Linked DNA regions of Homo sapiens: region 1 is linked to region 2. Evidence: chromatin contacts called from ENCODE Hi-C or POLR2A ChIA-PET data. All regions are on one chromosome and are shown on one strand. Each heading gives the region's core, a stretch centred on a gene start or an enhancer-like site at or near the end of the contact. The rest is flanking DNA. Distances are from core to core; before and after follow the strand shown.

Region 1 (3,550 bases), core at 924-3,423, 40 kb after region 2:
AAGTGCTGGGATTATAGGCGTGAGCCTCCGTGCCCAGCCAGTTTTATTTTTTTTAATAAACTTTTTTTAAAAAATCACACCAGAATCTATTGTGTAAAAATGTTCAAATCCATTAAATCTGAGTGGTTAATCCATGGGTATCATATCATAATGATTATTATTTTTGTTTTGATTGCATTTTTTTTTCTTTTTTGAAACAGAGTCTCCTTCTGTCGCCCAGGCCGGAGTGCAGTGGCACAATCTCAGCTTCCTCCAACCTCTGCCTCCCAGGTTCAAGCGATTCTCCTGCCTCAGCCTCCCAAGTAGCTGAGATTACAGGCAGGCACCACCATGCCCAGTGTACTTTTTGTGTTGTTAGTAGAGATGGGGTTTCACCATGTTGGCCAGGCTGGTCTCAAACTCCCAACCTCAGGTGATCCACCTGCCTCGGCCTCCAAAAGTGCTAGGATTACAGGCATAAGCCACTGCGCCTGGCCTTAAAATATTTTAAAAAATATTCTCCTTGCATAATGAGGTTTAAAAAAATGAAGCGTTTCCTAATTCAGAATGATACAAGGGTGTCACCTGAGGCCCAAGATGGATTGCATGCGTTGGAAAGTTCTCCCTCACCTGGGACGCCCCAGATCCTTTCTTCACCAGCACCTTCTTCAGAGACACAAGAGAGGCTGAGCATGGTGGCTGACACCTATAATCCCTACATATTAGAACGCTGAGGTGGGAGAATCACTTGAAGCCAGGAGTTTGAGAGCAGCCTGGGCAACATAGCAAGACCCTATCTCTACAAAAAAAATTTTTTTTAATTAGCCCAGCATGGTGGCATGTATGTAGTCCTAGAAACTCAGGAGGCTGAGGCAGGAGGATTGCTTAAACCCAGGAGGTCAAGGCTGCAGTGAGGCAAGACTGCACACTGCACACTCCAACCCGGGCAACAAGATAACTTCTATACACGTAGATGAGGCAGTTCCGCCTCTTTGCCTAAAGATTGTGGGAAGTGTGCAACTGCAATGATAAAAAGGACACTCTATGTGACAGCAAGATAAAATTGGCTCTCAGTCAACTGTGAAAGGCATTGCATGGGTGACAGATGAGTGTTATTAACAGAACAGATTATTTGCTTCTTTCTATTTCTGCAAATTATTCTTGTTAACTACAATCTAAACTCGTCTGTTTCCATGTTGTTGAGGAAGTTCTCTGTGTAGCCAAAATAGACACAAAACACTGTTGAAAATTGCACAATTGCTCAAATTCCTTGAGTAAAACATTTGGTACTCTTGAAATCTTCAAACTAGAGTCAAAGCCTATATTGCCTTGCCCAAGGTAACTGGTGTATGCATATGTGTGTGTGTGTGTGTGTGTGTGTGTGCGCGCGTGCGCATGCAAGTGCCTGCATGCAGCAAACAAGTTACATTTATTTCTGTAAAAAAGTAAATAATACTGAAGTGTAGAGTTGATATGACAGCTTTCCTACCCCAGCCTTATCCCAGTCCTTTCCTTTATCAGAAATAAACACCGCTATTAATGAGACATGTTTTCTACTGGGCCATTTTCTATGCATATATAGGCATACCCACATATATTACCTTTAGTATTAAGGCTTTGATATCATGTTTGGTGTTCTACAACTTGCTTTTCTCTAATATGCAAAAGTTTGTATTTTTATTGATAAATTACTGTGAGACACACACAGTTCAAAATGTTGTGTATGGCCAGGCAAAGTGGCTAATACCTCTAATCCCAGCACTTTGGGATGCTGAGGCGGGTGGATCACTTGAGCCCAGGAGTTCGAGACTACCCTGGGCAACATAGCAAGATCCCATCTCTACAAAAAAATAAAAATTAGCCAAGCACAGTGGTGCACTCCTGTATTCCCAGCTACAGTCCCAGGAGGCTGAGGTAGGAGGATCATTTGAACCTGGGAGGTCAAGGCTGCAATGAGCCATGATAATGCCACTGCACTCTACTCTAGATGATAGAGCAAGTCCCTGTCTCAAAAAAAAAAAAAAAAAAAAAACACAGTGCATGTATTGCCCCATTTAATTCTCATTAACAGCCCTAGGAGGCACATAATACTATCTTTCCGATTTTACAAATGGGGAAGTGGAAACTTAGAGCGCTTTAGGCGGCTTCTCCAAGGTCTGACAGACAGGAAGTTTCAGAAACATGATTTGAATCCAGACAGGCCCTCAGTGGTTACCCCTGAGCTATGTTGCTCTATCTTGCCATGTCACCACATATAGGTCTTTCTAATTGTTTTAGGTGCTGTGTGGTTTTTCAATAGAACAGACCAATCATAGTTTACATAACCATTCTTCCATGCTAGACATTTGTGTTGTTTCCAGTGCTTTATGACTCATGCCTCTTCTTGTACACACCTCTTCATGCACATGGGCAAATATTTCTCTGGAATAGATACCTGAAATTGGAACCACTGTGTCATAGGGCATGCATACCTAAAGTATTGACATATACCACTAAGTTCTTTTCAGAAAGGGCTCTGCCAATTTTCAGTTCCACCAACAGTAGGTATACACATAGATGGTTGGTATTATTAGCGAGAATAACCATCCTCACAAACTCTGATTGCTAGTGATTTTTAAGGTATTTTCTAAAGTGATAAGCAAAAAAAATTTTTTTGGCAAAAAATATTTTATTAATGGTTGTGACCTCTATTTCCTTCGTTTTTAATGAGATTAAAATCTTTTCATATATTTATTGGACTTTTTTCTTCAACTTCTGTAAATTGCTGTTATCTTTTGTTCAATTTTCTATTGATTGTTTTTATTTTTCTTATTGACTTGTTTTATATATATGTATACACACACACACACACACGTATATGTATATAATGATTAAAATTCTTTTCCTGGCCAAGCATGGTGGCTCATGCCTGTAATCCTAGCACTTTGGGAGGTCAAGGTGGGCAGATTGCTGTAGCCCAGAAGTTTGAGCCTGGGCAACATAGCGAAAATCTGTCTCTACAAAAAATACAAATAATTAGTTGGGTGCGGTGGTGCGTGCACCTGTAGTCCCCGATACTTGGGGGGCTGAGGTTAGAGGATCACTTGAACCCAGGAGGTCAAGGCTGCAGTGAGCTGAGATAATAGCACTGCATTGCAGCCTGGGTGACAAAGTGAGACCCTGTCTCAAAATAAATAAATAAATAAAAATGTTTTCAGAAAAATAAAACTCTTTTTCTGCTCTGCACATTGTAAATACTTTTTCTCAGTTCATCTGCTGTTAAGTTCACTTTTGGTGTCTTTGACTCAAGAAATGTTTAATTCTCATGAAAACAAATTCAATGGTCTTTTTGGGGGGAGTTCAGGGGTTAAGTCTCACTCCCCACTTTTAGAAAAACCTTTGTTCCTTACAACAAAAGTAAATATATAATACATGTTTATTGTAGACAATATAGGCACTACAGATAAATGAAAAGTAAAAGTAAAAATCAAGTATAAACCTATCCCTCAGTTACAAAGATTATTAATATTTTGGGTATTTCCTACTAGTACTTTAAACATAAGAACAGATATAATTCAATATTATGTATATT
Region 2 (3,722 bases), core at 176-2,675:
TCAGCCAGAATCTTGATCTTGGACTTCTAGAATCAAGAACTGTGAGCAAATAAAATTGTGTTGTTTAAGCCACATAGTGTTTAGTATTTTGTTATGGCAGCCTGAGTAGACTAAGACATGCGTCATCTTTCATTATCACTGGTTGAAGATTTCCCTTGAGGGTGCTGCAGGTGGCTTGAGGTGGGGAGCCTTGTCAGCACATACAGAACCTTCCTCCCTGGCTGCAGGTGAACTGGGAGTGGAGCCAATGGCACATGGAAAGGCCACACTGAGTGTGCTGTCCCATTGTTTCTAATCTTCGACTTACAGATGCTGCCACATTGACTATTCTATCCATGTGCTTGTTTTGCACACGTTGCGCTATAAATTAGGGATAAAGTTGCTCCATCAAACGGTATGGATGCCCAAATTGTTCTCCTAAAGAGATTATGTCCATTTACATTCCACCAACAATATCTGTTTTTCCACGCCCTTTCTGATACAGTTTATCAGTCATTTTGATCTTGCCAGCCTCTTAGGTAGAACAGTGTGTCATTGTGGTTTTCACAGGTAAATGTCTTCTAACTCAGTGTAACAGAGTGTGAGGCAAAGGAGGGGGAAGAAAGCTTCCCTGCTTCTTTGGCAACCTCAGCTCATACATGAATTCTTCACTGAGGACACGGATACACCAGCAACCTCAAAGGTTATAGTGTCTTTGTCCTGGTTAGGGCAGGAAGCAACTCCCCTTCAGTATATTGTCTGACTTCCCTGGTAACCATGGTAACAATGTCAGTGTCAACAAAGTCAGCAGAAGTAGCTTCACAAGCATCAAAGAACTTAGAACAGACTAAAGCCCAGGAAACTACAGTGGGAGTGGGGGCAGGGGTGGTGTAAGGGTACATACTGCATGGTAGTAGCTATGTTTGTGAGCTCACCTAAGTTACTCCTGTTCATTTCCAGAAGAGGTAGATTCAGAGACAGAGAAAAGCCACATGTGCTGTTATAGAGTTCCTGTAATTTTATCTCCGAATTCGTTCTACAGCTATTTTACTAAGCTTCATCATAGACATATATTGCTGTACAAGGGAGAAGGACTCTAATATTCAAGCAGTTGAAAAACATTATTTGCTGTCAACTCCACTATTCCTATAGATGAACTAGAAATGGGATGACTGTGTAGAGCACTCAAGGTCAAAAGGAAGGTTGCAGGGAATTTATGGGAAAATCTGGGAAACACAGATCTAAGGACATGTAGGCAAAGGGCTGTAAATGGATAGGACTGTATAGTGAGAGTTCTGGCCAGGCACAGTGGCTCACACCTGTAATCTCAGTACCTTGGGAGGCTGAGGTGGGAGGATCTCTTGCGGCCAAAGAACTCGAGACCAGCCTGGGCAATATAGTAAGACCCATCTATACAAAAAATAAAAAAGTTAGCTGGGCATGTGGTATGTGCCTGTAGTTCCAGCTACTCAGGAGCTGAGGTGGGAAGATGACTTGAGGCTGGGAAGTTGAGGCTGCAGGGAGCCATAATCACATCACTGCACTCCAACCTCGGGGCAGAGCAAGACCCTGCCTCAAAAAAAAAAAAAAAAAAAAAAAAAAAAAAAAAAAAAGAAAAAGAAAAAGAAAAAAAGAAAGAAAAAGAAATTTCCCGGGTAAAAGTTTAAATGCCTATTCTTTCATTTTTAAAAAACATTTTACTTTTTCTTTTGAGTCTCACTCTGTCACCCAGACTGGAGTGCAGTGGCCTGATCGTGTCTCACTGCAACCTCTGCCTCCTAGGTTCAAATGATTCTTGTGCCTCAGCCTCCCAAGTGGCTGGTATTACAGGTGTGTGCCACCACTCCCGGCTAATTTTGTTGTTGTTGTTGTCATTTCTTGTAGAGATGAGGTTTTGCTATATTGTCCAGGCTGGTGTCAAATTACTGGACTCAAGTGATCCATTCACCTTGGCCTCCCAAAGTGCTGGGATTACAGGCATGAGCCACTGCACCCAGCTGATTGTGTGGTTTAAAAACATAAATTATTTTATCAGACAATAATTCTGAGGGAGACTCCATTCTAGAGGCTGGAAAGTCCAAGATCAAGGTTCTGCTAGGGTTTCTAATGAGGCTGCAAATAGCCACCTTCTCTCTGCATGGCAGAGAGAGAGAAAGTGAGCTTTCTGGTGTCTCTGCTTTAAGTGCATGAATCCTATCAGAACAGGTACCCACCCTTATAACTGAAGTTAATCTTAATTACCTCCTTATATAGGACCTGTCTCCAAACACAGTCATATTGTGGGTTAGGGCTTCAACATATGAATATAGGGGTGCACAATTCAGTCCATAGCAGATGGAATAAACATATTTGATACAACTGAAAGGATAATTCATAAAGTAGAAGATAGGTCAGAAGAAACTATCCAGGATATAGCGCGGAAAGACAAAAAGACATAAAGCACACAAGACTTGAGAGGAGATCTAGAGGATAATGGAAGAAGGTCTAGTATATATTTAACCCGAGTCTTAGAAGAAGAAAAGACAAAGAATGAGGCAGAAGCAACATTTGAAAAAATATATACCTAAGAATTCTTGGAACTAATGAAGGACATCAACCCACAGATTCATGAAGCCTAACAAATCCCAAAGAGTATAAATTTTTTTAAATTAACGCCTAGATATGTTATGAAGACACTTCAGAAACCAAAGAGAACAATTTTAAAGTATTCACAGGAAAAAGAGATTCCTTTCAAAAGACTTATTTACAGGAGCTAGAAGAGAATGGAATTATATCTTCAGTTGGCTGAAAGAAAATAACTGCCAATGTAGAATCCTACTGACGACAAAAGTATCCTTCCAGAACAAAGGCAATTACAAGTACAAGTTGGGGGTAAAAGGCAACATAAAAACATTTTAGACAAACTGAACAAGAAGACTTCAACCACCAGCAAACATGCATTAAAGGAAAATCTAACAGGCATTATTTCGGGAGAATGAAAATGATCCAAAATGAAAATCAGAGGTGCAAGAAGGAATAAAGAGCAAATAATTGCTATATATGTGAGTAATTTTAAATAAGCATTCAGTATACAAAACAAAAATAGGCGGGGTGCAGTGGCTCATGCCTGTAATCCCAGAACTTTCGGATGCCAAGGCAGAAGGATCACTTGAGGTCAGGAGTTCAAGACCAGATTGGCCAACATGGTGAAACTCCGTCTTTACTAAAAATACAAAAATTAGCTGGGCATGGTGGCACGTACCTATAATTCCAGCTATCTGGGAGTCTGAGGCACAAGAATTGCTGGAACCCGGGAGGCAGAGGTTGCAATGAGCCCAGAACGCACTGTTGCACTCCAGCCTGGGCAAGAGAGTGAAACTCCATCTCAAACAAACAAAAACAAAATAATAATGTCACATGGAATCTTAACAGAATTAAAATATAAAGGGAGACAATTGTTTCAATGTCATGATGAAGATTAGAGGTTAGAGGATTTCAGATTTACAACAACAAAGTTATTTTATGCATGCATGTATGTATGTATATATGTATGTATGTATTTTTTGAGATGGAGTCTCACTCTGTCGCCCAGGCTGGAGTGTAGTGGCGTGATCTTAGCTTACTGCAACCTCTGCCTCTCAGGTTCAAGTGATTCTCCTGCCTCAGCCTACCAAGTAGCTGGGATTACAGGTGCGTGCCACCATGCCCAGCTAATTTTTGTATTTTTAGTAGAGACAGGGTTTCACCATGTTGGCCAGGATGGT

What was found. Hi-C counts contacts between places; a loop is a spot of excess contacts on that map. ChIA-PET counts read pairs that join two places held with the same protein, here RNA polymerase II (POLR2A). Pooled maps may share reads with other maps.
Region 1: a map of naive thymus-derived CD4-positive, alpha-beta T cell shows a loop between it and region 2 (7-fold over the local background). The contact joins two enhancer-like sites. A Hi-C loop is called at or near these places in 3 of 168 maps with a recorded cell type or tissue (PC-9, endothelial cell of hepatic sinusoid and naive thymus-derived CD4-positive, alpha-beta T cell) and 14 of 50 pooled maps. POLR2A ChIA-PET finds 5 or more read pairs at or near these places in 11 of 52 experiments (A549, AG04450, B cell and 8 more).

What each region holds. Positions count from the first base shown.
Region 1 is chr20:5,673,099-5,676,648 of GRCh38, reverse strand. No RefSeq gene overlaps it. Among named protein-coding and RNA genes, the nearest start is that of GPCPD1, 64 kb to the right of the region's middle. Within about 2 kb of position 2,173, at least 6 of the 41 ENCODE cell types and tissues checked have a DNase peak (open chromatin) inside an H3K27ac peak, as active enhancers do.
Region 2 is chr20:5,711,779-5,715,500 of GRCh38, reverse strand. No RefSeq gene overlaps it. Among named protein-coding and RNA genes, the nearest start is that of SHLD1, 37 kb to the left of the region's middle. RefSeq lists a silencer at 624-918. Within about 2 kb of position 1,425, at least 5 of the 41 ENCODE cell types and tissues checked have a DNase peak (open chromatin) inside an H3K27ac peak, as active enhancers do.